Linked DNA regions of Homo sapiens: region 2 is linked to region 1. Evidence: chromatin loops called from intact Hi-C (ENCODE). Cell type or tissue: heart right ventricle. All regions are shown on one strand. Links, peaks and the distances in the headings refer to the core of each region. The heading gives the core; the rest is flanking DNA. Region 1 has its middle 110 kb from the start of PTPN20. Region 2 has its middle 10 kb from the start of RBP3.

Region 1 (15,547 bases), core at 3,147-11,146:
CAAACTCACTCCTCCTCCATCCCCTGCTCCAAAGAATGACATCACCACCAGCCGGTCCCCACGCCAGAAACCTGGGAATCATTTGAGGTGTCTCTGGCCCTCATCTCCACCCCTAGCAATCAGTCAGCATTGCGGCTGCACTGGCCTGAGGTTTCCTGAGCCCAGCCCACTCCCTTGCCCACTGTCATTCCCTGGCTCAGGCTCTCATCTTTTGCCAAGGCTGTTACCGCACCAGCGCCCTCACTGTCTTTCTGATTCTAAGCTGGCTCCCTGCCAGTCCTTCCCTAGCACAGGTCTCAAGATGATCTTTATAAAGGTCCAACATGGTGTGTCATTCCAGCTCTAAATCCCTCAAGGGCTCCCCCTACATTTCAAGAACTCAAATGTCTTGACACAGCAAGGGAGAACCACGTGACCTGGCTCAGGCCTGCTCCCCGACCTGGGAGCCTTTCTCTTCTGCACATTCAACACTGCTTTTTTCTCACTTTGACCCTTGTATTTGGACTCCCTTGTCCTCCATCCTCATCCCTGGGCAGTGGCTCTCAAACCTAAGTGTGCATCGAAATCACTGTAGGGGCTTGTTCAGGCACATACAACACTGGGATCCCCTCAGGGTTTCTGATAGGTGAGTTTGGGGTGGAGCCTGAGAATCTGCATTTCCAATGTCAAGTTCATATGATGGTGATGCTGCTAACCTGATGGCCACACTTTGAGAGACAGCACCACCACTAAAACCTTCAATAAGCGCTCGAAAGGACCCAAAAATGCTAGCCGAATGAATGAATGAATGAATGAATGAGTGGGATACACTCTGGCCAGCCAAAGTTTTGCAGCCACTCGTTAGGACTCTGTTGACTGGATCTCACGTATGTGAGTAATCTTGGGTGGAATTTCTGAATAAGTTAAAAAAGACAAAGCTACATGTTGCTTTTATCAGGGTTGGGGGACCCCTGTGAGTTTCTCTTCGAGGTCAGGTCCTGCTGTGCGCCCTAAGGGTCAGCATCTTTCCCAGACACGGAGGTGGGAATTGGAGGGCCTGGGCCTGGGACCTCTGAATGCATTCCCGTTACATCATTTGGATTTCTTTATAGACTGGAGAGTTTACAACATCATCAAAACACATGTTTTTGTGATTTTCCAACAGCCTTGATTCCTGCTACCATGTCCTGTTCCCAGGCCACCACTGAGCACAGCAGACAGATGCCAGCAAGCATCTGAGCTCTCAAATGCACACAGCATGTCCCTTCTCGTGGGCGGGGAGCTTTGGAAAATGGAACACTGGGTGTGAAAGACCCAGAAAGGGCCCTGTGAGGCTGCAGAGAAGGGGTGAGGGTGAGGCCAGCCTGCCCAGCCAGACCGTAACTGTGGAGACTCCGTGAGTTTCCAGAGTCGTGATTAGCATGAAGAAGCCCCTGGGGCCCAGCACAGCCATGATGACCAGCACAGTCCGCTGCATCAGCCACCGAGGGCCTGGGCCCTGTGGAACTCGCCGGGGTAGTGCTCATGATCCTGCTTCTCAGTGTATCTGGACTAGGAAACCCCATGGTGGTCAGGACATCCAGGGGAGCTGACGGTCTGTGGCCACATCACTCTCCCCTTCAGGCCCACCAGGCTGAAAGGGCAAATTCCAACCCTCCTTCAGAAAGGGAGTTCTCCCCGAGTCCTTGAGATCCACTGCTCTCTTGGGGCTAAACTGTGTTAACGAAAAATTCAGATGTTGAAGTCTCAACCCCCAGTACCTCTGAATGTGACTGTATTTGAAGATAGAGTCTTTAAAGACATGACTGAGTTAAAATGAAATCATTAGGATGGGCCCTAATCCAGTATGACTGGTGTCTGTGTAAGAAGAGGAGACAAGGACACAGACACTCAGAGGGAGGACCATGTGAGGACATGGCAGAAGGCGGCGTCTGCAAGGCAGGGAGAGAGGCCTCAGGAGAACCCAGCCCTGCCGACACCCTGATCTTGGACTTCTAGCCCTGTGGGAACTATATGGGAAACCGTGGGAAAACGACTTTCTGTAGTTAAGCCCCCTAGTCTGTGATTCTTTGTTTCTGAAGCTCAAGCCGACTAAGACAGACTCTCCAGAGCCCTGGCCAATGCGGGCCTCTCTGCTGGGTGAGGAACTAAGCTTAGCGTGCCTCATGAAGGGGTTCAGGGGTGTCCCTGAGGCCTGTGCCCATTGCCTGCTCTGTCTTCCCCCTGGAGAGGGCCCTTCAGCTCTGTCTGCCCTGGGCATCTCAATCCCACCCTGGCTTCCCATCCCCACAGGGTGAACTGCTTGAAATGCAGATGTGCTCACTGAGAAAGAGGGGCTTGAGCCAGGTTTCCAGGCAATCCTCACTTGACTGAGCCCCAGACGGCAGCACTTTGGGCCCCATCCCCCAGGCACGGCCTATTCCCCTGGGGCTGCACAGAGGCTGTGGGGCTGTTACCTGGAGCTGACCTTCGGTGCCATACAGCCCTTTTCTCTCTGGCCTGAGCATTAGCCCTCTCCCCAAGGCGGTCCTGCCTCCTACCCCCAGAGGGGTGTGCTTCCCTTTAATTTCCTGCTTCTTCCGTGAGGATCTGGAAGCCACCTTGCCTCTGGGTGGGACCTGAACTACACACCTATAGCTGGAGATGCTGCCATGGAGCGGAGAAGGAAGGAGGTGAGCTAAGAGAAGGGGTGGGTGACAATTCTCTTGACACCAACCGGGGACCCACAATTCAATTCATTTCTAACACAACTGCCTGGAGCTAGCACAGACCCCACAAGCTAGGGACTCTGCCCTGCAAGACTGCACCCACTTCAAGATGCCAGCCACAAATCTCAGGGGCCCCAGGCCACCTGCACTTCTGCCTGGCAGAGTACACATTTGGGGGCTCCCACAGACCGCCCCCTTGATAATTTGCTAGAACAACTCACAAAACTCAGAAAAGAGCTGTCCCTACTATTACAGTTTATGATAAAGGCTACAGATAGATGGCCACATGAAGAGGTCCTTGGGGCCAGATCTGGGGCAGGGCCCATGCCCTCCGGGCTCCCCTTCCAGCACACCCATGTGTTTCAGCATCAGAAAGCTCCCTGAGCCGCCCGTTCCAGGGGCTTTGTTGGGGTTTCATTACACAGACATAATGGATGCAATCGCTGGCCATGTGACGGAACGCAATCTTCAGCCCCTGTGCCTCCCTGGAGGTCAGAGGTGGGCAGGGCCGAAAGCATCCGTCCTGTAATCAAGTGCTTGGGTTCTCTGATGCCCTTCCCTGCCTTATCCCACTCAGGTGTGGAGAACTCTGGTGAGGGCCCTCCTCTGGGATACAGACCACTGGCTTCTCTCAGCATTTTCATGTGGCAGAAAGTGGGTAAGAAATATTCTGGGGGTCCCTTTTATAAGGCACTAAACCCATTCCAGCGGGCTCCACCTTCATGACCTAAATCACCTCCCAAAGGCCCCAATCCTAATCCCATTACCCTGGGGATTAAGATTTCGGCATACGAATTTGGGGGGACATAAACATTCCATCCATTTTCTCTCCCCTCTCTCCTGAGTGACCCCATAGGGTTACTGGGTGAGGGTACCACTCTCGGTCTGCAGGCCCCACTCCTCCTCCCACTGCCGAAGGTGTCTAGACCCAAAGGAGGAGACCCTGCCCCGAGTCATGCTGCTCCCATACTGCCACCAGGCTGCTGGGATGCTGGGTGGGGGGCTGCAGAGGCAGGTGGGGGCCCCGAGAGTGGTGTTAGGGCACCCTGCCCGATCTTCTAAGTGACAGGAGAGTGGGGCAGGGGTGGCGCCCATGAAGAAAGGCTGTTTTGCTGTCCACGTGGAGAGTCATACAGGGGATCACAGTGTACAGCCTTGGGAAAGCTCTCACTAAATAGTCCTTGAATGGAACTGGGGGGGCCTGAAGCAGGTGGGTTAAGGGGAGCCTCCATGTGTCTGAGACCTAAGAGCAGGACTAACTTGGTGACCAGCCGGCTGGGTAGGCAGAGCAAGGGCTTCAGGCTTCTGTCTGGGCTGTGAGAGACCTTGTGGATGCAGGGTAGGGGGGCAGGAAAGAGTGTGGAGTGGCAGCTTCATTGCAGACGTGCTGAAGATGAGGACACGGGAGCCTGGGCAGGGGTAGCCATCAGACATGAGGACACCTATGTCTGAAACTCAGAAGTCAGGGCAAGAGGCACAGATTTGGGGCTAGCCATGCCATGGCTGCTGGGGAGGGCATGCTGGGGCTGTGATGGAGAAGTCTCCTGTACAGCCCTGTCCCTGACCTCCCACCCCTGGCTCTCTCCCTCTCCCCAGGGCACAGCTTCCCAGGAAAGAAAAGCCAATCCCATGAAACATTGGTGGTGCAAGCCTGGCAGCATCTGTAACGCTCTCACTGTGCTGTTCCTTGTTGGGACTAAGACAGCCGCACCAGCAGGCTTCTCCAAGGACTGGGCGAGGCTGCCCTGTGAAGCACATGGCCCACAGGTCCGTGCACCCCTCTGCCACGCCCTGGCTGGGGTGGGCACTGGTTATCCCTTCCCCATTGGCCTCAGGATCCGGGTTGCCTGGCTTGTGGAGACTTGTGCCATGCTCTTCTGATTAGCCAACTGTGGAGGCTTCCAGAAGTGCAGGGCGACAAGCCTGTCCCACTGGGCCCCATCAAACCCCCCAAGTGCTTCCCTTCCCACTCCAATACCTCTGCATCTGAAGCTCCATCTGAGGCTGGGAGGCTCCTGGCTTCTTCCTAGGGCTCTGGCATGCCTCACCTTGGCAGAACACCCTCAAAATGTGAACACAAGTGTGTTGGGGTACTGACGCAGTCGATGGGGAGAACCTGGCAGGTGTGGCATCAGGCTGGCAGCTTCTGACCAGCCCCATGACCCCTGGGTGGCCACCATTCCCTTCTCTGCAAAGAAAGAGGCCATGAGTGACCCCCTCCTCTGGTGGGGTGAAGCTTCGAGGAGATGGGACCCTTGTCTGCCTGGCGCCCAGCTTCCACTGGCACCAGTGGGCATTCAGTGCAGGAATCCCCTCTGCCCTCCCCCTCCCCACCCCTCCTATCCAAGTTGACATCCTCACTCCGGTCCCTGTGGGGTACTCAGAAGGAAGGCCCAAGGCTGGGCAGAGGGCTCACTGGATAGCCCAGGAGCCCAACTCCCCACTTTCTCCACCCACCAACACCTTGTGGGCGAGCGCCCCCCAGAGCCCAAGGGCCCAGGGCAGCAGCCCGTCCTGGAAACTGCTGTGAGGCCTGGTTGTGCACTCAGGGGCAGTGGCCGGGCTCCTGGCTTCCGGCAGAGTCCCGCTGGGAACTCCAAGAAGGGAATGGTGAGTGGGAGGCCCTGACCTTCTTCATGTGTGTGGATGGAGGCAGCTGGACCCCATGAGGAGCTCAGGTCACAGGGGCTGGGCCCTGGGAGTGAGGGGTCAGGGAGGCCAGAGCCAGTATGTGCTGGTTGCAGGTCCAATCCTGTCAAATCCTCACCTTCTTCACGGGAGGGGAGGCGGTCACTCTCATGAACCCTATTTTACAGAAGATGAAACAGGCTCGAGGAGGGTTAGTACCCTAGGCTCACACAGCTGGGGGCAGAGCTGGGATTAAACCAGGTTGGATGGGGCCAGGGACCCTGAGTGAATGCACCACCCACGCTGCCCTGCAGAACCATGTGGAGATGGGCACAGTGACCGGAGGTGGCCTTGGGGGTCGATGACATTTGCAGGCAATAGTGTAGCTCTGGCTCTCTGTAGTATTTCCTGCAGGGAGGCAGAGGGCAGATGGGGTCTCTGCCTCATGATCCTGCAGGGAATCTGCCGTCAGCGCTGGAGCACCTGTGGGCACTTGATCCTATCCAGCTGTAGCAGTTGTCATCCCCAGGAGGGGCCAGAGTGGCAGACAGACCTCCGTGCCCCTCTTCAGGAAGCTAAGGGTGACTGGAGCTCACAGGCCTCCACCCAGCCTGGACTCCTCTCTCCCAGGCTTCTGGGAGTCATCCCAGAGGAGGTGGGGCCCAGAGTCCATCCTGTCCAAAGACCACAGACTTGGATTCCTGCAAGGGCCAGGAAGGATGAGTAAAGAGCTGAGGATGGGGCCTGGTGGAGGCTCTGGCCACCCAACAAGCACCAGCCTCTAAGAAAGGCACAGCCACTGACTGTGCATCTGTGGGCTACCAGGCTACAGCCTCATGTGGACAGGGTCGGATGAGCCCCTGTTCACACAGGTCTGGGCTAGCAAAGTCCTACAGCCACCCTGCCGCACCACACAGGGGAGGGAGCAAAGGCCCCCGACTGCAGAAGCCCCACCCCATCTGGCTTCAGTCTTCTCTCTGTCTCTGGTCCTGAGGCCCTCACACGTTCCCTGCTCTGTTCCCAACACACCCTCCTCCACCAGACTGCCTCTGAGAGCAGGGCACAGGCAGCAGGCTATGCAAGTGAGAGGCTGTGGAGTTAGGCCTGGCTCGCTCCACCTCCCTGCTGTGTGACCCTGGGCAGGTGCTTCACCTCTCTGAGCTTCAGTGTTGTCACTTGACAGGTGGTTGTGAAGATCCAAAGCAATAATGTGTGTCAAGTGCTTTGCATGCAGCAGATGAAGCCTTCCTTTCCTCCCTGAAATTAACAAGTGCAGTGCTGGGAAGTGGGAGTCAGGCATAATATTAAGTCCATGCTCAAATAGGTTGTGGGTCTGATGGCAGAGGTTTCCAGCTGGGGCTCATCTGTTAGCCATGAACTTCTGACCCAGAACAGAGGAGGAGACACAGGTTCAGCAGCTGAGCGTGTGAGTTGGGGAGTCAGGGGATCCTGCTTCCCAGTACCTGCCTCTGGCAGGGTCCTGATTGCTGCGCAGGTGGGCAACGCCACCTAGTGGGCATGCATAGTGCCATGACTCAGGGTATTGATTGTCCTCACACACGCGCACATACACATGCACAGAGCTGTGAACACACACCTCAGGCCCCTACCCACACCTTCACCCGCACACAAACGTCTTCTAGCTTCTTACCCCTTGGATCCTATCTTGGAGCTGAGCATCAGCAGCCATAAAACCATGCATCCTTCCTCTTTCCAAAAGCCAATTTGGGGATTGTGTGAGGACAGCCAGGTAGTCTGAAATGGAAAGGGGGTGAGGTCACATTTGCTAAGGGCATGATAGTGCATGCCAGGCTCCAAGCCATGAGGGAGGTGTCACCGTAGCACTGAAAGGTTAAGAGCTTGCCCAAGCCCACCCAGAGAACACAAGACTGCAAGCCCCAGGCTGTGCAGCTGTACGGCCTGGTTCCTACAAGCTCCACAGACTATTCCATCATAAAAAAGGGTTTTTCTGGATCCTTTAACTTCCTTCTTGAACTAGATTTTATTTGAAATGGAATCAACTTGACTCATAATTCTATTTAGGGTCCCGAGATGATTTTCTAAGTGACAGCAGAACCTGCATTCTCAGCAGCCATTGTCTAACCTATGCTGTCCTCCTCCTCCTTCTCCTCCCAGCAACGGTGTGTGTGTGTGACTGTGTGGTTTGTGTGTGCACAAATGTGTGTGTGTGGTTGTGTGTGTATATGTGGTGTGTGTGGTGATGTATGGTGTGATTGTGTGTGGTGATGTATGGTGTGATGTGTGTGTGTGGTGTGTAGTGTGTGTGGTGTGTGTGATGTGTGTGGTATAGTGTGTGGTATAGTGTGTGTGGTGTGTGTGTGTGGAGTGTGGAGTACTTGTGGAATGAATGTGTGGTGTGTGTTTGTGGTATATGTGCGGTGTGTGTGGTGTGGTGTGCATGTGTGGTGTGTGTAATATGTGGTGTTTGTGGTGTGGAGTGTGTGTGGTGTGTGGAGTGTGTGGAGTGTGAAGTGTGCATGGTGTGTATGGCATGATGTGTATGTGTGCATGGTGTGTATGGCATGGTGTGTACATGTACATGGTATGTGTGATGTGTGGTGAGATGTGTGTGTTATATGTGGTGTGCCGTGCATGTGTGGTGTGTGTAATGTGTGGTGTGTGGTGTGTAATGTGTGGTGTGTGTGGTATGAGTGTGTTTGTGGTGAGTGGGGTTCGCGGCACCAACAGGCGCTCAGAGTGTGGTTAAACCCCTGCTCTGCACCAGATGTCCTGGGTGTGTTCCTGTGGAACCCGTGCCTGGACTGCAGGCTGCTCCTGGTGCCTTGTTTCTAATGAACAGAACAAGGCAGAAGTCATCGGCCACCACTTCCAAGATTAGATTACAAAAAAAAAAACCTCGGGTTCTGCCCTGGGTGCCTCCTGCCTGCTCCCTTGCCTGTTTCAGGGAAAGCCGGTGGCCAGGCTGTGGCCTGGAGAGGACCACGCAGCAGAGAACTGAGCCTGGCCTCAGCCAACAGTCAGCAAGTGATCTGCCAGCAACTGCCTGAGTGTGCTTGGAAGCAGAGCCTCCGAGTGAAGAGAGCGTGTGGGACGCCCTGAGGCAGAAGACCCAGCGAAGCCACCCCAATCCCTGCCCCATAGGAACCGTGCGAGGATAACTGTTGTTGGAAGCCACCAAAGGGAGGGCAGTTTGTCACACCGCCACAGAGAACTAACTCAATGGACCTTTTCTGTCCCCTTCTGAGCCCCACACTCCCTGCTATAAAGTAGGGATTGGGTCACAGGTCATGCTTGCTTAACACGGTACTTGGGACCAAAGAGAGACTCAACAAAAGTTCCCTTTTTCCTGTCCACACTCAGAGGCAGGCTTGGATCCTGCTCACCCAGCCTCATGTGATGAAAAACTCCAAGTCAGGCTCCGTCCCACAGCTGGGGTCTGACAAACAGCACCCCCTTGCCAGCCACGGCAGCTGGAGAAGGAGGTCGCCGGCAGCTGGAGAAGGAGGTCGCCAGCAGCAGGGCTGGAGAGCAGATCTGATGGCATCAGCTCGGGCTTGCTCCGTCCATGCCGGGCTGGAGTGTGGCCATCACTCCCAGCCACAGAAGCTCGTTGATCTCTGACCTCCCTGGTGGGAACAGGCCCTTCTCCAGGACAGGCCAGGGCACCTGCACTCAGACAGTCTGCGGGTGCTCCCTAGGCCAGGGCTGACAGCCCCGATGGAAAGCTGATGCCCTGCCTTTGGCACAGTGAGTCCAGGAAGAGGCACCTAGCCACCACCCACATCTATGGGAGACACACCTAGCCAGCTCCTGATTCCCTAGCCTCACTCCAGGCACCTCCTAACACTCCTTCCATCTTCCTAAGGGGCAAGAGGCAGCCTCCCACCCCAACAACGCTGGCTGCTGCCCAGGCTAGCCCAGTGAGCTCCATCTGCAGTCCCATGGCGTGGATCCCAGGACCCTGACTCCTGGGAGTGGGCCCTGGGAGGAGTTTCAGAGCTGCTGTCTCCCAGGGGAGGCTGGCCAAGCCCCTCTTCTCCTGCTCTCCCTCCCGTCAGGCACAGCAGCCCCCTGCTCTGGGAAAGTACAAAGACCTCACCTCTGAGACCCCTCCACCTTCGAAGCTCTAAAACCAGGATTCTCGCATGAGCCACCCTAACAGCAACCCTGATAAGATGTTCTTCCTACTTTCTAGATGACGAAAGTCAGACTCTAAGGCTCAAGAGTTTTTGGCAAGGTCACACAGCAAGGGTGGCAGTCTTAAACGTGGCCCCAGAATCCCTTGACTTTCCTTCCACTGAGGGGTGGGGTTTATGCCCTGTCTTTGAGCCTAGGCTCTGTGGCTGCTTGGCCAAAGAAACACTGTGGACATGATGCTGGGCCAGTTTCTGGGCTCAGGCTGTAAGAAACCTGGGTTCTCTTGGAACCCAATCATCCTTCTCCGAGGGTGCCCAAGTGGCCCAAGGAGAAGAACCTGGCTTGGCCCCCTGCTGACAGCCATGCGGTGTGCCATCTTGAAAGCGGACCCTCCACCCCACCTTGAGTTGCCCAGGTGATGCCACGGGGAACCATCCCCATGAAGCCCGACCCACACTACAATGTCATGAGCTAAATAAATGTGTTTTTCTAAACCGCTAGGTTTCAGGGTAATTTTAAGTAACTGATACAGCAAGAAGTGATGAACACAGTTCAGATGATCTCCAAGTCCACGGTCTTTTTGATTCCCAACCATGGCTGCCTCCCTGATTCTCACTGTATTAGTCTGAAGAGCTTATTAGGGGAGGAACAGAGGCCTTGAAAAGACCCCCAAACTGAAATCCCCTTCCCCCCAGGGACAGCCCCCTCCAGGAAATTCCTTTCAGGGCTGTCCTCGCTGCATTTCATCTCTAGCCCTGCGGCAGGGGTAGAATTCTCAGATGACCCCTAATGACTTTTGTCTTTTTTATAATTTTCCTCGAGTGAGTAAATGTGAGTATGAAAATCTATCACTCTCAAGATTATGTTACTTATTTCGTGCAAAGACTTTGCAAATGTTATGAAGGTTACTAGTCAGTCAGTTGGCCTTAAGGAGATATTTTCTGCTTGGGTCTAACCTAATCACAGGAGACCTTTAAGAGTAGAACATTTTTTTTCTGGTGGTGGGAGATGAGGTAGTCAGAGAGATTTGATGCTTAAAGGGGCTTGTACACTAGGGAGGTTCTCCTCTCCTGAGACGGAGGGGCCATGGGGCCAGGCCCTGAGAGGAGCCTCTAGGAGCTGGGGTGGTCCTTAGATATCAGCCAGCAAGAAAGTGAGGACCTCAGTCCAACAACCACAAGGACATGAATTCTGCCCACAATCTGAATGAGCTTGGAAACAATTTTTCCCCCAAATTGTCCAGAAAAGAATGCAGTCCTACCAACAACTCAATTTCACTTGTGGGATTCTGGGTGGACAACCCAGTTGAGCCCACCGGGACCTCTGACTTACAGAACCATGAGATAAATGAGTTAAGTTGCTAACTTTGTAATTTGTTACATAGGAATAACAAAATTAATACGATCCCGTTCTTTTTGTTTCCAGACTCTTCCTTCTCCAAAAGTGTCCTTCCTTTTTTTCATTGCAGACCTTGTAAATGGGGTGACATGTAGATCTTTAAGCCGTGGCTGGAGCGTGGGTCTACAGCCTTGGCCAAGGCCCCTGGGCCAGCCCTTGGGAGTAGTGTTTCCACCCATAGCTGAGGGCTGAGTGTGGGCCCACAGTGGAATGCCTGAGCGTGCACTAGCTGGGCCTCCATGGCCTGGCAGAGCCTTCCTGGGCTGGACCGGCTGAGTTTCTGAGTCCAGGGGATGCCGCCAATGATCAGGCTCCCAGACTTCCTGTTAGGGTGACTAAGCCCAGCCTTAATTAGGTGGACTCTGATGATCTGTTCTCTCTCAATTTCCTCATTTCTAGGACAATAATGGTTCTCTGTTCATACCAGAATTTCCTCCTAAAGAACCAGCCCCAGACTCTTCACACCATTTATTCAGTCTTCTCCCTGTGTAACCCCAGCCTTTCCCATCTCTTTCCTTTTCTGAAACCCAGCCACACTCTTACAGCGCACGCTTACACTGCTGTACAGGTGGGGCTGAGTGTGCCTGACGCCCCTTCACCTCCTCTCCTCACCCCAGTTCTTGGCCACACTCTAGAACGCAGATAACACAGGAGTTCCCATGTCCATCTTTGAAATGAGAAGCCTGAGGCCCAGAGCCCTCAGCACGGAATGGAAGGCTTTGAATGCAAACCTAGAGGGTTCCTAGTTACTTTATGTCTCTGCAGTTACTTTCCAGGTTTTTAAGGACAGTGATCTTTGTCTTCTATCACCACTGAAGTTATCCCCTTCAGAAAGAAGCACTGGCCTAGATATGCAACAGATTGTTAAAAAAAAAAACTGTCTGATAATTGCAAGGTTGTGTATTTACTTATCATATCAAGAAGAAACGTGTGGTTTTGACTCTCCATTTCCTTACTAATCATCTTATCTGTGCTACAGCACCACCACATTATCTGTGTCCACTCCACGGTGGTATGTTCACCACATCACTGGAAAATAATGCCACTCACTGACAGCACACCCCCACCAAGCTCCATCTTCTCAGAGGATGAGGGCCCAGACTCTCAACACCCTCTTCTCTCTGCCCCCTGCCATTGTCTCCAGAATGGGAGACGACGCCAACCTCCATGCTCTGACTCTGCTGAAACCCTGCTCCCAGGCCCTCTCTGGTGGCCTCTGACTCCACTCTTCTCAGCCACACACAGAAACATACTCATCTTGGGTTTCTTCATCCCTCAAGAATCAAACCAGCTCCCAGGCCAAGCCCTCTGACATTGCCGTCATTGGCCACAATCTGCCTCCCCTTCCACCTCTCCCCAGGCCTGGTTCACCTGCTTTTTATTTCCATAAAGAACACCCCATTCTTTTATCCTGCAAGTCCCTCCTGAAACCATTTTCAGCTCTATCCTCACACACAGACCAAACCCCTGCAGAGTCCCCCTTTCTATGGCTGCCTTGTCAGGAACCAACCATGGATAAGGCACCACCTGCCTTCCTCTATCTCCTGGCCAGTGCGACATGGAGGGGAAGCTGTGCAACTGTGTGCCTTGGCTCCTTGACAAGCCAGGCAACCTCCATGAGCCCCCCAGGCTGATGCACAGCCCAGCTCTTCATCCCTTGCTAGCATCCAACAGCTGTTCCCAATCTCCTTCTTTTTCCCCAGTCCACAAACCCACCCCCACGTCCCAAACTCGTACCAGATGAATTCACTTTATAATTTATTGAGAATTTCATCCTATAATGACATTCTCACCTTCTCTCCCCTTCTCCTGAGAATGTCTCTTATCTTACCCCAGTGTGTCTTTTTCTGTGAAATACCCTTCCTCTTTTTGAAACAAACATTTCCCTCTGGACTCTAAATCTCTCAGCTTCCTGATTCCTTCCTGACCTCCTTCCATTTTTCTGTCTTCTAACTTCTTAAATTTTTATTTTTTAGCTGTATTGAGATAGAATTGATATACAGAAAATTGCACACATTTCATGTATACCTCTTCATGAGTTTGGACATATGCACACACCATCACCACAACTAAGGAACTAAACATATTCATCACCTCCAAAAATTTGTGTACTTTTTTGTAAGTCACTTTTTTTGTAAGAACACTTAACATGAACTCTGTCCTCTTAATGTATTTTAAAATGCACAATGCTGTATTGTTAACCATAGGTACTATGCTGTACAGCAGATCTCCAGAACTTACTCATCTTGCATAACAGAAACTTTATACCTTGAAAAACAATTCCCCATTTCTTCCCCACCGCCAGCCCCTAGCAGCTGCCATTCTACTGTTTCTATGAGTTTGACTATCTTAGATGCCTTATGTAAGTGACATCATGCAGTATTTGTCCTTCTGTGACTGGCTTATTTTACTTAGTATGTCTTCTAGGCTTATCCTTTCTTTTGCAAATGGCAGGGTTTTCTTCTTTTTAAAGGCTGAACAATATTCCATTGTGTATATGCATGGCAGTTTCTTCATGCATCCATTGATGGACACAGGTTGATTTCATATCTTGGCTATTGTGAATAGTGCTGCAATAAATGTGGGAGTGCAGATATCTCTTTGATATACCAATTTCTTTTCTTTTGGGTAGATACCCAACTGTGGCATGTCTGGGTCATACAGTACTATTTTTAGTTTTTTGAGGAACTGCCATGATGTTTTCCATAATGACTGTAGTAACTTACATTCCCACCAACAGTGTAAGAATGTTCCCCTTTCTTCACATCTATGCAAGCATGCTATTTTTTGTCTTCTTGATAACAGCTATTTTAACTGTGGCTAGATGATATTGCATTATTTTGATTTGCATTTCTCTGATGATTAGTGACGTTTAGCATTTTTTTCATATATCTGTTGGCCATTTGTATGTCTTCTTTTGAGAAATGTCTATTCAGATATTTTTCTCATTGGATTATTATTATTATTATCATTATTATTATTAGCCATTGAGTGGTTTGAGTTCCTTACCTATTCTGGTTATTAATCTCTTATCAGATGGATATTTTGCAAATATTTTCTCTCATTCTGTAGGTTGGTTGTCTCTTTGCTTTGTTAATTGTTTCCTTTGCTGTGTATAATTTTTTTAGCTTGATGTGATCCCATTTGTCCATTTTTGCTTAGGTTTCGCCACTTTTAAGGTATTACCTAGGAACAATCTTTGCCCATACCAATGTCCTGAAGCATTTTGAACTGGGACACTTTTGAAAGTGAAGGAGGTGTCATTAATAATTACGCAGGTCAACAGGCATCAAGTGGACTGTCCTGATCATCCTAGCCCCAGGCTTGCCATAAGGATATTTGGGATTTGTTTGAATCGGGTGTGGTAAGACATGCAGGGATTAAAATGACTGTCATGAAGGAAGAGGCCTCCGCACAGGTCCCTAGAAACAGGAGGCGTGGTGCCCCAGTCAGAGGCCAACAGGGAAGCACTGGGTTTAGTCCGGGGTCAAGGAGAGTGGGAATCTATGGGCAAGAGCCTTTATTGAGGTTTCTGTGAAAAGCAACAGGCAAGGCAAGGTAAACAGGCCTAAGATGAGCTAATTTGAATAATAGGAGAGGGTCTGGGGCACAGGGGCTGCCCAGGTGTCTGGCACCTGGCCCTGGGTGATTAGGGCAGGTGAGTAGTGATCATGAGTGAGAGCCCCCTGGAGGGGGTCACTCAGGGTGTAAGCTCTGGACTGGTTGGTCTGTGTCAGAAAAGCATGGGCTTGGGTGACTTATTCACTGTCCTTAGGAATTGGCAACGCTGGGAGGGGCAGCAAGGCCCCAAACTGTCAGAGCAGCAGAATACAGAAAATAAAAGGGATGGCTAATATAGGGACTATCAGAGTCACCCAACAGGCTTTTTCATAAAGTCCATGCTCTCTTCCCACCCCCGAGAGTTAAGTCCATGCTCCCTTCCCACCCCCTCCCCCAGGTAAGAATGACTGCCTGAGTGAGCCAGTGCTACCCATGTACACGTGCACACACCAGGTGCGTGTGGAAAGGGAGAGATTGGGAGCCAGGGCTTTGCCTGCTGCCTCCCCCTGCACCCCCAACTTATACTCACTTGACACATCTAATGCCTCAAATCTAAGTTTGTGTCCTTCGCCTGCTGGACTGGATCCCACCGCCTGCCTGGTGCCACAGTGACTCCTATTTTCTCGTTCACCTGGAATGCCTTCCCCCTCCACATGTCGAAGACCCAGCTGTCTCAAGGCCCTGCTACAAGGCTGTTTCCTGGAAATTCAGCTTAGGCCTCTCTCCCTGCCTGAGTCCCAGCCGCAGTTTACACTCCCTCCCAGCGCCCCAGCCTGCCTTCCACCATGTCCACCTCTCCTATCAGTGTGCGCTTCCTAAGCAGCTCCTCTGGGGCAGAGAGAGGTGTAGACACTCTTAGAATGAACAATGCTGCCCACCTCCAGCGTAAGGCATGGTGCCGATGTGCCAGTGCCTTACTCCCTGGCAGCATAGTAAATGGGAGCAGAAGCCTCTGGGAAACACGCTGTCTTAGCCTAGTGTTTCCCATAGTAGGTTACAGGGCATGTGCTCTTCCTGGGGTTTGCTGAACTGCAAAACTTCTCACAGCTTAGATACTGAGGAGCCTGTGATGAAGAGATTCTCCTTAGGGCATTGAAAACCTTTTTTTTTCTTTTCTTTTTTTTTTTTTGTAATTTATGTACTTGCCCTCTTTT
Region 2 (15,547 bases), core at 894-8,893, 320 kb before region 1:
CAAATGTCCTGTGGGCAGAGCTGTGCAGGGTAGCTTAGAAGCCATCCTGAACTGAACTGGTGAGAACTGAATAGGTGAGTGGGTGAGATCTTGATAAGGTGACATGAGACCTTGATCAGGCGACATGAGACCATGATTAGGTGACTCGACTGCTCTGAGCCTTGGCTTCTTCAAAAGGGAAAACAGAATAAGGAGAAAAGCCTCAGTATTGCTGGAGGATTAGGTGTTTCCATCCTAGAAGTTATGAAAGGAAGTTGAGGACGTAGGAGTTGGTGAGGGGCAGCTTGGGTCTGCCTGGGATTAGAACACCCCTGTGGTATTAGGGAAAGTCATTCCAAGAGGCTGGGGCTGCCCTGGAGACCTGGAGTCCTAGGGCTTCTTAGGCTCCAAACCTTTCCTGGGCCTCTACATATCTAAGGAGAAATGACCAGACCCAGGCTCCAGAGCCCAGCCCTGCAGCACCTGCAGCGCAGGTTAAGAGGGGGACAATGACACATCAGGGCTGCTGCAGGGATGGTCAGGGAGCAAGCGGAGCTGGGCAGTACAGGAAGGAGCGTCTTGCCTATTGCATCACAGATGTTGTCTTTTCAGTGGCCAAAGCCCTCGTCTGTCTATTGTTTTATGTTAGTTTTCCCCTCGATGTTTTATAATGGAAATGTTCAAGTGGTACAGCAAATATCTATATGCCATCATTTAAAGAAATGCTTTGACATGTTCACATTTTAAAGAACTTATCCGAGCAGATAGCGATTCATGAATCTGGTAGCTCCCCACAAGAGGCAGTTTGGGGCTCTGCAAGGGAGCACAAGGGGAGGCTTCCACAGGGTGAAGGCAGAAGTGGAATAAATATTACAGATGCTTTGGTTGCTTAGCGTTTCGGCCCTTGCATGATTTGGGACATCCTAGTGGAAAGTTCGAGACCATGCAACTGATGTCCAGTTGGCCATCAGTGGTTGGCTGGACTTAAGCTTCGGTTTCTTTTAAATTAGCTGCTTACAGTAAATGAGTCTGAGTTAGATTTCAATTTGCTCTTGTAGGAAATCAGGGCGTTAGAGCCACCTTAGTTTAATGGCTGCCTCCCTAGATTCTACCACAGACATTTTATTACCCCTTTCTCATCTCAGCTCCGCCTCACTAGCCTCTTCTACCCTGCAAGCCTCCTCTCCCCTGCAAACCAACACATTTTTAAATGCACTTCAAAGCAAATTGAACCTTGACTTTTTATTCATTTTATGTATTTTCATTTTACTTTTTTCTTAAATCAGAGGAGTAAAACATACTCATTTTTGTAGAAATGTGCAAACAAACCTTTTCCAAAGCTTTTAAAATCCAGCCTCCTTTAGTAACAAATAATCAGCATTGAATGTCTAGCCATTGTCACCTGTGTCTGTGTACACGCAGGGAGGTGCACATATAGGAGAGATCCATCCACACATCTATGGGCACCCCATCCATTTGTCCATCCTATTGTCAGCCGTTTATTAGCATAGATGATAATTTGCATTTTGTTTTACTCACTTAAACATACAACACAAACATCCTTCCCAGTTGAAGTATACTCATTAAACTCATCCTTTTAATGGCTACATGTAGTCTGGGGATCCCTAATCTAAAAATCTGAAATCTGAAATGCTCCAAAACCTGAAACTTTTTGAGCACCGACACAACACCACAAGTGAAAAATTTCACACATAAGTACTTAACACCAACTTTGTTTCATGCAAAAAATTATTTAAAATATTGATATAGTTACCTTTAGGCTATGCGTATAAGGCATACATGAGGCATAAATACTGTGTTTAGACTAGAGTCCCACTCCCAGGATATCTCATTATGTACATACAGATATTCCAAAATCCAAAAAGAATCTGAAATCTAAAACACTTCTTTCTCCAAAACTTTCAGATAATGGATACTCATCCTGTAGTAGTTCTTGATGATTTACTGACCCTTTGTGAGGCATATTTTAAGCTTTTTCTGTTTTTACTTCAATATTGTTTCAGCGATATTGCGATAAATGTTTTTGAAAACGCGTTCTTAAGGGCCTAAGGTGCTTTTTTGTTTGTGGATAAATTCCCAAACTTGGGCTTGCTGAGTCAAAGGGCATATACACTTGTTTGTTTCCTGTATTGTATTTTTTCAGTACCTTTTAAATTATCTAATAAGTACGTCCTTTTTTCACTACTTAATTGATGTATAATTAACATATAATGAACCTATTTGAAGTGTATCATTTAGTCAGTTTTGACACATGCATACCCCCCCGAAATTCTCACCGCCACCTGGGCAACATATATTGCTGTCGCCCTCAAGTTTTCCTGGTGCCCCTTTGCTCCCCAGTCCCCTCTGCATTCCCATATCCAGACAAACATGGATTTACTTGCTGCCAACACTATAGATTAGCTTGTAGCTTCTAGAATTTGCTATAAAAGAAATGATACCCTTTTTTTATCTGTTTTCTTTTGCCCAGCATAATGATTGTGGGATTCACCCATATTGTTGAGTGTACCAATAGTTCATTTATTTTGTTTGCTGAGTAGCCTTCCATTGCACAGATGGACCACAATTTGTTATCCATGCACCTGTCGATAGCCCTTCAGGTTGCTTCCAGTGATGAATATTACAAAGAAAGCTGACATGAGCCAGGTGTGGTGGCTCTCGGCTGTAATCCCAGCACTTTGGGAGGCTGAGGTGGGCAGATCACCTGAGTTCAGGAGTTCGAGACCAGCCTGACAGACAAGGTGAAACCCAGTCTCTACTAAGAATACAAAAATTAGCTAGGCATGGTGGCGGATGCCTGTAATCCCAGCTACTTGGGAGGCTGAGGCAGGAGAATTGCTTGAACCCAGGAGGCAGAGGTTGCAGTGAGCCAACATTGTGCTACTGCACTCCAGCCTGGACTACAGAGCGCGACTGTTAAAAAAAAAAAAAAAAGAAAGCTGATATGGATATTTGAGTGCAAGTCTTCGTGTGGATGTGTGTCTTTCTTTTTGCTGGAGTAATATAATACCTAGGATAGGAATGTATATTTAACATTTTAAGAAATGACTCAACTGTTTTCCAAAATTTAAATTTCTACCAGCAGCAAGAGACTACCAGTTCCTCCACATTAGTGGCAACAATTGGTAAGGAGAGACAGTTAAATTTTAGCCATTCAAATAGGTATGTTGTGGCATCTCATTGTGATTTTAATTTGTATTTGCTTAACAATTAATGGCGTTGAGCATCTTATTATGTATTCATTGGCCACTTGTATGTCTTCTATGGTGAAATCGATGTTCAAATCTTTTGCTCATTTGTTGGGGAAGGGAGGCAGTTGTTTGTCTTATTATTGATAAAGTAAAAGTTATTTTTATGTTCTGGATGTAAGACTTTTGCCTGATATATGTGTTGCAAATATTTTCTTCTAGTCCATGCCTTGTCTTTTCATGTTGTCAACTGTGTCTTTTGAAGATTGAAAGTTTTTCTTTGATGAGTCCAAATTTATCATTTTTTCCCTTTACGATTCATGCTTTTAGTGACACAGCTAAGAAATCTTTGCTGATCTCAAGGCCACAAAACCTTTCCTTTAGTATTTTGTTCTAGAATTTCTACAGTATTAGGTTTCACGTGAGTCTATGATGTATTTTCAGTTAATTAGATATCCAGTTGAGCCCACGCTAGTTGTTGAAAAGACTTTCCTTGTTCTAGCGAATTGTATTGGCATCTTGATAAAAAAGCAATTGATCGCATCTGTGTGGGCCTATTTCTACACAGTCTATTCCACTGCGTTCATCTATTTGTCTGTTTTCTACCCACATCACACTCTCTTGTTTACTACAGTTTATAATATGTCTTGAAATTATGTAATCTGAGTCTACCAACTTTGTTATTGTTTATCAAAATTATTTTGGCTATTCTAGTTCCTTTGATTATCCATATACATTTTTGATTCAAATCATTGACTTTACAATCAGATTATTGATTGGGATTGAATTGAATGCATAGATGAGTTTGCAGACAATTTACCTCTTAACAATACTGAGTCTTCCAACCCATGAATACGTTATATCTCTTTACTTATTTAGGCCTTCTTTGATTTATTTATCAGTGTTGTGTGGTTTCACTATATAGATCATGCAAATATTTTGCTAGGTTTATACCCATGTATTTTGTGGGGTTTTTTTTTTTTGGTGCTATTGTAAATGGCACTTTTTTCTTTAAATTTTAATGTCCAGTTATTCATTATGTTTTGATCATATATTTTACAACTTGCTAAACTCCTTCATTTATTCTAGTATACATTTGGAAGATTCCTTGGAATTTTCTAAAGGGGTGTTCATGTTGCATTTCTTGATTGACAACTTAAGGATGCTATTTTTTTTTCTTCTTTTTTTGAGACAGAGTCTCGCTCTGTTGCCCAGGCTCGAGTGCAGTGGCGTGATCTCGGCTCACTGCAAGCTCCGCCTCCCGGGTTCACGCCATTCTCCTGCCTCAGCCTCCGGAGTAGCTGGGACTACGGGTGCCTGCCACGAGGATGCTATTTTTTACTCTTGCCTTATTGCTCTTGCTAGGGTCTCCAGTGCCTTGTTCGTGATCTTAGGGGGAAAACATCCAGTTTACCATTAAATATAAAGTTAGCTGTAGATTTTTTTTTGGTAGATGCCCTTTATCAGTTGAAAATTCTTTTCTATTCCTAGTAATTTGAGAATTTTTTAAAAATCGTGAATGAGTTTTGAATATCGTCAGATGCATCTACTAACATGATGTTTTTTCTTCTTTAGTTTGTTAACATAGTTAATCATATTGACTGGTTTTCTAATCTCGAACCAGCCACTCATTTATGGGTTAAATCTCACTTGTTCATGATGTATTAGCCTTTGAATATGTTCCTGGATTTAATGTACTGGTATTCTGTTGAGGGCTTTTGCATGGTTATAAGGAATATCGCTCTCAAGTTTTCTTTTCTTTTGGTTTTGGTATCTAGGTAACGTCTACCTCATAAAAGTGTTGGAAAGTAATTTTTTCTCTTCCTATTCCTCCCCCTTTCTATTTGCTGGGAAAAGTTTGTATGGAATTGATATTATTTCAAGTACTTGAGGGGCTGAGAAGTATTGCGCTAAGCATGAAAGGAGGGCTGGTTGGGCTTATACCTTATTCCTACTTTTCGACTGAGCATTTCACAGTTTTGTGTCATCAGAGGAAAACGATAACTGAAGTATCAGAACATAGATTATTCCAGCTGTTAATGATCTATATTAGAAAGTATTCACAGCCTCAAAGATGACATCACTTGCCTGATGTCAGTGATTCCAGCAGGAGCTGGAATCATGAGGGTGCATTACCCACTGCTGCCTCCAGGGGGTGCTGTGTGTCAGGCAGCAGAGCCTAGGGCCTTTGAACCTGGATGAGTTCTGAGGTGTGTAATGGGTTCAGAATAGTGACCAAGTTCCCATCAGCCAGGGGCTCATCACCCACACAGTGGTTGGGTGGAAGGATAGAAGCCCCTTCTCTGCAGGATGGAAGCCCCTCGGAAGCACATGGCTGTCCTGCCCTTCCCTGCGCGACACCTTTTCTGTGCAGTGAGGACAGAAGTTCAAGTTTTCAGACAGAGTACATTTCAGCCAGAGATATCCTAGAGACTGAACACAGGAGGGTGGGGCCTTAGGCTGTTTGGAAGGCTTGATTTGCACAAAGAAATGAGGAAGCAATTTGCATCTGGAGAGAATGCATGAATGACACTGTTTAACAGGAAGGTAAGACCACAAGGCTAGCGACCCAGGATCGGAGTCGGGTCCCTGCTGTCTGAATCTGCAGGGCATGTGCCGTGTTTATGGATGATGCCTTCATCACTCCCCACCCAGGCCATTTCTCCTAAGCCACTGCTCCTTCTGCTTTGGGGATGAGAAAGCTGGGGCTCAGGGAGAGCACAGAACTTGCTCAAGAGCACAGAGCTGAGGAGACATGGACCTGCTAAAGGGAGAGAGGATCCCACACACACTGCCCTGAGCTTTGGTTCCTGTTTGTGTCGTAATCCCAGGCACGGACTTGTGGCAGGAGGTGGGGTGGGGAGAGAGGCTCCAGCAGGGACTAGGACCCCTGTGGCTGTGGCAAGGCTGTGTCTCCAGTAACTGCAGGGCATTAGTCTAGAGGAGACGGAGGAGATGGACCCCGCACTGACAGATGCAGGGGTGAAGCCTGAACCCAACAGGCAGAGCAGCCCGGGCGCCCTTCAGGAATCCAGGCCATTAGGTGGGATGACACAGGGGGCTTGGGAGTCGTTAGTGGAACACAGCCTTGGGAATCTGACAGCAGGACATTGCAGGGTTTGGGAAGCAGGGTTCACCGGGGAGGCCTGAGAGCAGGGAGGGCTCAGGGCCCAGGGCTGGCTTAAAGTCCAGGGAGCGAGGCTGGGTCCACTCATCTGGATGTGGGCTCAACATGAGGACCAACTTCTGGGCAAGGCGGAGTATGCAGGGAGCAGGGGGTGCGAAGTGTGGCCAGGCAGCAGGAGGCAGCCTTCTCTCTCTCTTGCCTAAGGTATCTGATGTGGAACTGATTCAAGGAAGTGGGAATGTTGGTCCAGGGGCTCGGGGTGGTCTAAGGCAAGGAGGTCCCTAGCAGGCACTCACAGGAGTCATCTTCCTCCCTGAGTGTCCTCCTTCATCAGCACCCTAGGCACTTTCTAGAAGCTGAGCAGGGATGCTGAGGTAGGTATCTCAGTGGAGCACCACATCCACGAAGCCCTGTGCCGGGCGCTGCCCTGACAGTCCTGTGCTTTGGAAACCTGGGCTTGTGTGTCCTGAGCCTTGCTGCAGAGAGGACTTGGTCTACAGGGGCATCTGTTTCCCCACCGGTGGATCTGTCTCTGAGAAGAAAAGCCTGGATTCTGTCATCTGAGGACAGCCTAACAGTGAGGAATTGGAGGAGATGCTTTGACTCATAAAAGGGAAGAAGTAGCTGGGACAAAGGCAGAATGGCTTTGGAAAATACTTACCGCTTCTGTTTGTACCCTGTCATGAAGATTGTCTCGTTTAATCTTTTTTTTAAAATGATTTTCTTGAGATACAATTCACCCATTTAAAGTATATAATTCAATGATTTTTAGTATTCACAGAAATTTATGACCATTACCAAAATCAATAATATTAGAACATTTTCATCACCTCAAAATAAAACCCTGTAACCTTCAGCTCTTACCCACTATCCACACCCGCATCCCTGCCTCCCAGCTCTAAGAAACTACTCATCTACTTTCGATTTCTATAGATTTTCCTGTTCTGGAATTTTTCACGTGAATAGGATCGTATAATATGTGACTTTTTGTGACTGGCTTATTTCATTTAGCAAAATGTATTCAAGGTTCATCAATGTTGCAGGTTCATCCATGGCTCACTACAGTCTCCACCTCCTGGACTCAAGTTCACTCCTTTTTATGGTTGAATAATATTCCATTCTATGCATATGCCACATTTTGTTTATTCATTCATTAACTGATACAAATTTGTTTTTTTTCCACCTTTTGGCTATTATGAATAATTCTGCTATAAAAATGTCTGTATAAGTTTTTGTGTGAACATACATTTTCATTTCTCTTGGATACATGCCTAGGCATGGGATTGTTGGGTCATATGGTAACTCTATGTTTAACTTTTTGAGGAACTGCCAGTTTTCCAAAGAGACTGTATAATTTTGCACTCCCACCAGCAATGTGTGAGTTCTGATTTCTCCACAACCTTGAAAACAATTATTATCCAACTTTTTGATCATAGCCATCCCAGTGGGTGTGAAGGGGTATCTCATTACAGCATTGATCTGCACTGCCTGATGACTAATGAAGTTGGGCATCTTTTCATGTGCTTATTGGCCATTTGTGTATCTTCCTTGCAGAAATGTCTATTTAGATGATTTGCTTATTTTAAAAATTAGGTTATTTATCATTTTATTATTGAGTTGTAAGAGTTTTTTATATATGCTAGATTCAAGTCCCCTATCATATACGTAATTAGCAAGTATTCTCTCTCACTCTGTGGATTAATCTTTCACTTTCTTGAAGATGTCCTTTGAAGCACAAAATGTTTTCATTTTGATGAAGTCCAGTTTATCTAATTTTGCCTTCATTGCTCTTGATGTCATATCTAGGAATCTTTTTCCAAAGCCAGGCTCATAAAGACTTACCCCTATGTTTTCTTCTAAGAGTTTTAGCTCTTATTTTTAGGTCCTTGATCCATTTTGAGTTAAGTTTTGATTATGCTATGAGGTAAGGAAGCAAATTTATTCTTTTGCATATGGAAATGCAGTTGTACACCATGTTCTCATTTAATCATTACAATCCAGAGATATCATGAGCCTATTCTTTAAAATAAACATCTCCCTTTTACATCCCCGCTTTAAGGAGTCTTATGGGGAGATGTAAAATGGAGATGTTTATTTTAAATAATAGGTTCATGTGATTGTGGGAGCTGGAAAGTCTGAAATCTGTTGTGCAAGCCCCAGCAGACTGCAAATTCAGGCAAGAGTCGATGCTGTAGTCTTGAGACCAAATTTGACAGGGCAGGCAGCTGGCTGGTAACTCAGACAGGGTTTCTCTGTTGTAGTCTTGAGGCTGATTGCTTCTTCCTCAGGAAACTGCTCATCAGGCCTTGAACTGATTAGATGAGACCCACCCACATTATGGCGGATAATCTGCTTCACGTACAGGCTACTGGTAGCAAAAGTGTATCACATCCACTAAATACTTTCCCAGCAGCATCTCAACTAGTGCTGCACCAAACAGTTTGGCACCATCGGATAGTCAAGTTGACATAAAATCAGTCATCACAGGTAGTATGGTTGCCGTTTTTTAGGAGAAGAATCTGAGGCTCGGAGAGGTTAAAAGATTTCTCCAGAAGCACAGTCAGTCTAAACATAAACTGGATTATCACGTGCTGGGCGAGGAGTCAGGAAAGGGAAATGGGAAAATGTTGGTCAAAGGGTACAAAGGATACATAAATTCCAGAAATCTTCTGTGTAGCCTAGTGACTGTGGTTAATAATGCTGTACTGTATACTTGAAAATCATAAGAGAGTAGATCTTAAACATTTTCACCACAAAGCATGTAGGGTGATGGATATGTTAATTAGCTTGATTCAATCATTTTGCAGTGTATACACAAACATCACATCGTATACTGTAAGTATATGCAATTTTATTTGTCAATGACATCTCATGAAGCTCAAGGATAAAAACGACACTTGGACCGGAAGCTGGCTCCTCAAGGCACTCCGTTCTTATGCCCATATTAAGCCTCTCTGTTCTGAGAACAGTCCAGGCTTAGGGAGCACTTGAATTCTCAGAACTCCAAGTAGGTTCCAGGAAAAAATACCATCTCATTGATGGCAGACACACACATTGTGTGAATGACTAGAGTTTCTCTAAAGCATACATTCCTCCTCTCACTGTGCCTGAACTCTTAGTCACAGCAATGTGGGGTGCCATCCTCGTTTAGGAAAGTTCTTCCATGACGTGGCCTCTCTGTTTGTGTTTCTTCCTGCTGTTTCCCCTAAGCCCATCAGACGTATGCGTGTGTCTGAACTCCAGCAATAAACAGGCATTAGGATCTTTTCCCTGAGAGCCGCGGGCACTTGGCTTGTCTTCGGGAGGCTGTGGCTGCCTGGCAGACGGAGGGCCTGGGGGTGTGCGCGCGGCAACTTCCAACTCAGGTATGACTAGAAAGGCCAATGGCACTAGGAGAGTGTGGGAAAGACAATGAAGAGAGGAAGGAAAAAAAGAATGAGGAACAAATGAAGGTTTCAGGTGACAGAGAACGCCGTGGCTCAAATGTTTTCCTGAGCATTACACACAAAGAGAAGCAGGCAAGGACAGAAGTGCAGGCTTCCCGAGAACCTGGGAAACATTTGTGTATGTGGCACTTTGTGGATGATGAGCAAGGACCCAGTGATCCATGTCTCCTGGCTGTGACCATGCAGCCAGTATGTGACCTGGTCAGGATTTGAACACAGGCAGGGCCAACCCTCCCTCCGCGCCCTGACAGCCACCCTGCTGTTTCCAGTTGGCCTCTGCTATTGGCTCCTGAGCTGCCCCTGACTGGGGATACTGCATAACATCGTCCAGTACCCTAGTACTAGTTACACAGGAACAACAGGCGTTAACCAGAACCATGCCAGGCAAACTAGGATGATGGTCACTGAGCCAGAGGAAGAGGTGGCCCAAATACTGCCTAGTGGGAGCATTGTCCAGAGAAGGGAAGAAGAATGGTCCAGCACTAACATAGATGACCACAAAAGGTGCCAGAGGTTGGGCTGCAGCATGGCCTCCAGGATTTGAGTGTGATGTGGGGGTACTGAGTGCTCACACACTGCCCACCTGGCTCACATGAGGTGGTCACACCTCGGGCATTGTCGGGGATTTGAAAAATGTTTGCAGCTTCATGTCTTTTGGGCTGGGTCTCCCTTCATTTTGTGTCCACTGCTGAGCCTCAGAGTGCCCGGTCCAGTTTGGCCTGGGGACAGTCTGTTGCTTCCAAGAGTCATTTCCAGGGTCAGCTTCATTTTACTGATGCTGAGACCTCCAAATGCCCTTAGTACTAGGGATGTCACCCCCCACCAACCGAGGAGAAATGTCAATGCTCAAGTTCAGAACACCAGGAGACTGGGAATGCAGATGGACTTTGAGACCTCTCTTCCCTAGCTTTCTGCCTACACACTCTCCTAAGAGCTAACAGGTCAGTAAGAGACATCAGGCATGAAGATGTCAGTGCAATGGGGGGACAAAGTCACCCAGAACCACCTACTCTCAACACCAACTCATTCACTTCCATTCTTTTTTCCATGTATGGATTTTACAAAATCACAGAAGAAAAAAAGACCATTATCAATTAAGTGACATGTCTTTTTGACATTCTTCTTCCTGCCATTTGCTGTGTGTCTTTCTGGTCCTTTTATGAACTACTTCCTTATATATAAGCATATCCTTGGAACACAGATGCTCTGTGGGTTTTTATGTATGTGCCAGATATCACATGCCACTCCGCAACATGCTCGTTTTGCTCAGCACTATATTTTTGATATGTAGTCATGTGGGTGTGCATCAACTAGGATGATTTTTAATGGCTCTACATTATGTCACCATAGCCATGTATCACTCTTTAGTCAGTTCTTCACTGACTGATGGATATTTGGTCTGTCACAGTTCGGGTTTCCAGTGAAACAGACAGAGATGGGACTGGCTGCAGGAAGCATGCCGGTGGCACCCTAGGGAGCTGCACTTGTCAGAAGGGGAGGGCCTTGGACTGCACAGAGAGAAGGAAAGTTTGAGAGTGATGCAGCTGCCATGGACCTCAGCCAATTCCAAGGGGAGTGGGGTTGTCTCTTCAAAGTCACCCCAAATTGAAGCCAGAGCCAAGCCTTCATGCCCCCTATGCCATTCTCGGATGGAGATTGTCCTCAGGGACGAGATGAGACCTGGGCAAGTTGCTCCCTATAGGCTATTGAAGGCAATTCCAGGGGAAGGGGTCCTGATCTGGGCAGGTGCTCAGCACCCACTATGAGGCCATGGCCAGCCTTTCATGATTGCAAGTGATGCTCCAGTGCTTCTCTCTGAAGTGCCTGTTTGCTCATGTGCAAGCATGTCTCCAGAACGGGCGTAAATAAATGGAGTTTCTAAGTGTTTCATCTCTATTTGATGCTGCTGAATTGTCCTCCAGGATGACTGAAGCCATGACAGTCCCACCAGCCACTGATGATAGTGCTCATTCCTCCCCTTACCAGTGCCAATATGCTGTATTGTTACATGCTTTCATTTTTGCAACTCTAATGAATATAGAACGGAATCTTGTTATCATTTCCATTTGCTTTTCCATAATTATAAATAAGGCTAAGCACACACATAGACAACACTCTGATGCAAATTCTCTCTTCTACTTCTGACTTTGGCCCTGAATGTAAACCACAGCATCCTCAGACACAGTTTCTTCTCTTCCTTTCTTTCTGCCTCAGTTTGCCCAAGAAGAGAGTGTTTCCTCTGAGCCTTTTAGTAGTTTCAGAAGTTGCCTAATGCATCAGAAAGTCCTGTTGCATGCATGTGTGAGCCTGTGTGGGTGTGCACATGTGTGGTGCACATATGTATACATGCACACATGCATGCATGCATGTGTTAATGTGTGATGTGTCCATGTGTGCACACAGGTGATGTGTATGTAATCAGTGAGAAGTTTCTGTTAAAGAGTCTTGCAATACTCATACTCTTTGAAAGAGGAATCTTAACTCAGAGCCTCTATCTTAAAAAGTGTATGAAATACGGAAAGATTGAATATATTAAGTTATAATGTAATATATTAAATTATATATGGTGTGTCCATGTGTGGACGTGTCCACGTGTAGTGTGTGGTGTGTCCACGTGGACATGTATATCCAGCTACGTGTCTAGGGCGGGTATGGGTGAGGGAGCTGTCATTCCTGGTCAGGCTCTGCTTCAATTCAAACCTGTGTTGTTTGAGGCAAAGAGGCTGGTATCTGGGGTGACTGAAGACACACACAGTCTTGTTTTCTTTCTATCTCCTGCTGCCCCTCAGCTGTGTGTCCCAGTGACTTCTGGAGAAAAATTGGATGCTCTGTAACCCTACCCCAAATCAGGTCCAGGAAGAAAGAGGAAGGAACTAACCACAGTTCATTCAATTATTCTCCTATTGTTGGTCATTTTAGATAGTTTTCTGTTTTTCAGTATGAAAAGCAATGTTCGGTTAACATCAAATTATACTAAATTAAAGCTAAACTTATTTTTTAAATTAATTTAATTAATATACTGAATCTTTCCATATTAAATATTGATTTTTAAGATACAGACTTGGAGTCAAGATTTCTTTTTCAGAGAGTGTGAGTATTGGAAGGCTCTTTAATAGAAACTTCTTGTTGATCTGATCTTCATTCCTTTGGTTAGTAGTAAGAGCAGCTGCCTTCCACTGAGGGCTCAGAGCATGCCAGTGCCAATGCCTGCGTACGACTAGCATCTGTGTGAATCTCATCTTCCCATCTCTGGGCTCTGGTCAGAATTTGTGTAGTAGTAGTAGTCCCAGCTTCTTGGGAGGCTGAGGTGGGAGGATTGCTTGAGCCCAGAAATTAGAGGTTATAGTGAGCTAAGATTACTGCACTCCAGCCTGGGCAACAGAGCGAGACCCTGTCTCAAATAATCATTTTGAAAATCAATGCAGAGTTGTCACAATTTTATTTTGCCAAGTCTGAACATTATTAAAATAAACCCCACAAACCTATTACCTACTGTCTCTATTATTTCATAAAAAGTAGGAAGATATTTGAACACTCCTGAAACTGTATTTGGCTTTTACAAACAATATTTCATTGTCTTCATTTTTCTCACTTTGATCCAGAAAGTGACCCAGCCCCTGGCGCCTGGTTGGCTAGAACCCTGTCCATTTCTGCCCAAGCCTAACCCCCTCCACCCTCCAGGGAGATGGCTCATATATCACGGCTCTCCAGGACCAAGGGGTCCCTGGAGTCAGAGCAGAAGCTCATGGGAGGGTGCTGAGGAGAGACAGATTTTGGCTCAGGCTTGAGAACATCCTCCTGATAAATGGGCGTGTTCACATGAACCAGGCTTTCTGGGAGAGTGGTGGGAGGCTGAGCCAGAAGTGTTCCAGGGAAGCTGAGGCCACTGCTGTGCAGGTTTCTGCCTGGAGTAGGTGCTCTTTTCCAAGGTTCAGATTCTACAATTTGTAAAGGAAAAGAAAAATGTTCTGAAGGTTTGTTCAGTCCTACCCTGCATAAACCACCTGTGTTTCCCGCTAGCTTGAGGTGTGGCCTGCCTTGGGCATGGTTTCCTTGGTGCTTCGGGAGAAGGCCAGGGAAGAAGTGGCAGCAGTTCCGACCCCTCCCCCAACTCGCTGCTGCACGGATATCACAGGCTGGCCTTTGAAAGATGAGCAGTTTCTCTGACCTTGGCTGACACACTGGAGAAGCCTCAGGGCTTCCTCACTCTGCACCTGGGGAGGCAGGCAGGGCTGTTGGACTCCCTGGGCAAGCTCTTAGCAGCAACGTTCAGATTCCTGTCTTCCCAGGACCAAGTCGCCCCTGAGGCCTGAAACAGCTCCCAAGTATCTCTGGGACTTGAGAAACCAAGATGTCACCCCCTACATGCATTTAGAATTGGCTGATCGTTGGTGGAGCTGAGTGCAGAATGAAAACATGGGCCCCTTCTTCTAAACTTATTACACATTTCAAGATGGCAACAGCAGACCATTAAACCAAGCGCAGAGCCTGAGCGCCTAGTGGGCCACACACCCGAGCCTGCGAGAACTGTAGCATTCTCGGAGCCAGGCCCCTTATGGGTGAAAGGCCAGCATGGTCCTACTGGCCTCTCCTCCATCTCTGCACTGTCACAGCTGGAGGCCAGGCCTGCTGCAGGGCTTGTCAGGGAAGGGAGTGCACCCCCAGATGTGACAGTCATCCGGGCTCCGCTGCTGTGTGCCCAGCACTACCTCCTCCACCTCCCTTCCTCATCTGCAGAGGAGCAAACCCACCTCCCTGAGGGCTGCTGTAAGGACCCCCAGAGATGATGGCGTGGAGCCTTCCAGGTCCAAGCGGGCCTATCTTAGGGGCCCAGAATAAGAGGCCCCAGGGGCAGGCATAGCAGAAATCTAAGGAAGATTCTGAGGAGGAGCTGACATCCAGGGCAGAGACAGCAGATCAGAAGAACCAGATACGGAACCAAAGCCTTGGTGCCCAACAGGGAAAAAGAGCTTCTGAGTTCAGTGGGGCGGGGCCTCCCACTTCCACCTGCGCTGGGGAGTTAAGCCAGGCTTGAAAAAGACAAGGCTGCACACTCCCAAAAGTACTGACCAGGGATTCTTCTCTTCCAATTCTGGTAGAATTCTGAAAGCGGGACAGCCCCAGTGTTTAGTGACCTGCTAACAAGACCTCTCCTTCTCAAGTGAGTAGTGCCCTACAGGTGCCAGGCTGACCAGAGATTCTCACACTGGCGGGGCAAGAAAGGCAATGCCCAGGGAGGGTGGTCCCTAGGTGGAGAAGAGCCTAGGGAGGGGAGAGTCCAGGGAGGGAAGAGTCAAGGGCAGAGAGAACCCAGGGAGGGTAGTGCCCAGGGACAGCAATGCCCAGGGAGGAGTGATCCCAGAGAGGGCAGAGTCCAGAGAGGGTGGAGCCCAGTGTGGGTGGAGACCAAGATGGGGCAGCACCCTGGTAGGGCAGCATTCGCCCAGGAGAGCATAGATTGTGTTTGTTTTATCTTTTTTATGCCCTCGTTTTGATTTTTCCTTTCAGTGTGACTTTAACCTTGACACTGAGGAAAGCACCAGGACAGTAGTCCATACAGTAGAGAGAATCTGGACTTGGTGTCACAAACTGGAGCTCAAATTCTGGCTCCAGCAGTTGCTGGCTTGTGGCTCTAGCAAAGTGTGAGGGCTCCAAGTGCTTCTGTCTCCTATGTGATTGTAAAAGGTAGGATAAAGACTCCTACTCATCTGCTGGTTATTTAGAGGCACTGGAGGCAGCGCTGGGCCAGGGCTGGTGCTCGGAGGTGCTCCTGGCAGCCTCTCTGC

Evidence for each region. Peaks named below come from ENCODE experiments on the same cell type or tissue, not always from the same donor. Only the 100,000 strongest peaks of a DNase experiment are listed, where the experiment ranks them.
Region 2: it touches region 1 in a loop (20-fold over the local background); 18 of 110 quality-filtered maps call a loop at or near these places.

The regions. Positions count from the first base shown.
Region 1 is chr10:47,016,211-47,031,757 of GRCh38, reverse strand. No RefSeq gene overlaps it. Among named protein-coding and RNA genes, the nearest start is that of PTPN20, 110 kb to the right of the region's middle. In heart right ventricle, for the core only: a CTCF peak has its summit at 6,813 (motif pointing left); DNase peaks (open chromatin) are centred at 5,927, 6,827, 8,757, 9,217 and 1 weaker place.
Region 2 is chr10:47,330,551-47,346,097 of GRCh38, reverse strand. No RefSeq gene overlaps it. Among named protein-coding and RNA genes, the nearest start is that of RBP3, 10 kb to the left of the region's middle. RefSeq lists enhancers at 2,906-3,568, 9,637-10,137. In heart right ventricle, for the core only: CTCF peaks have their summits at 5,126 and 5,325 (motif pointing right); a DNase peak (open chromatin) is centred at 5,357; H3K27me3 peaks cover 633 bases.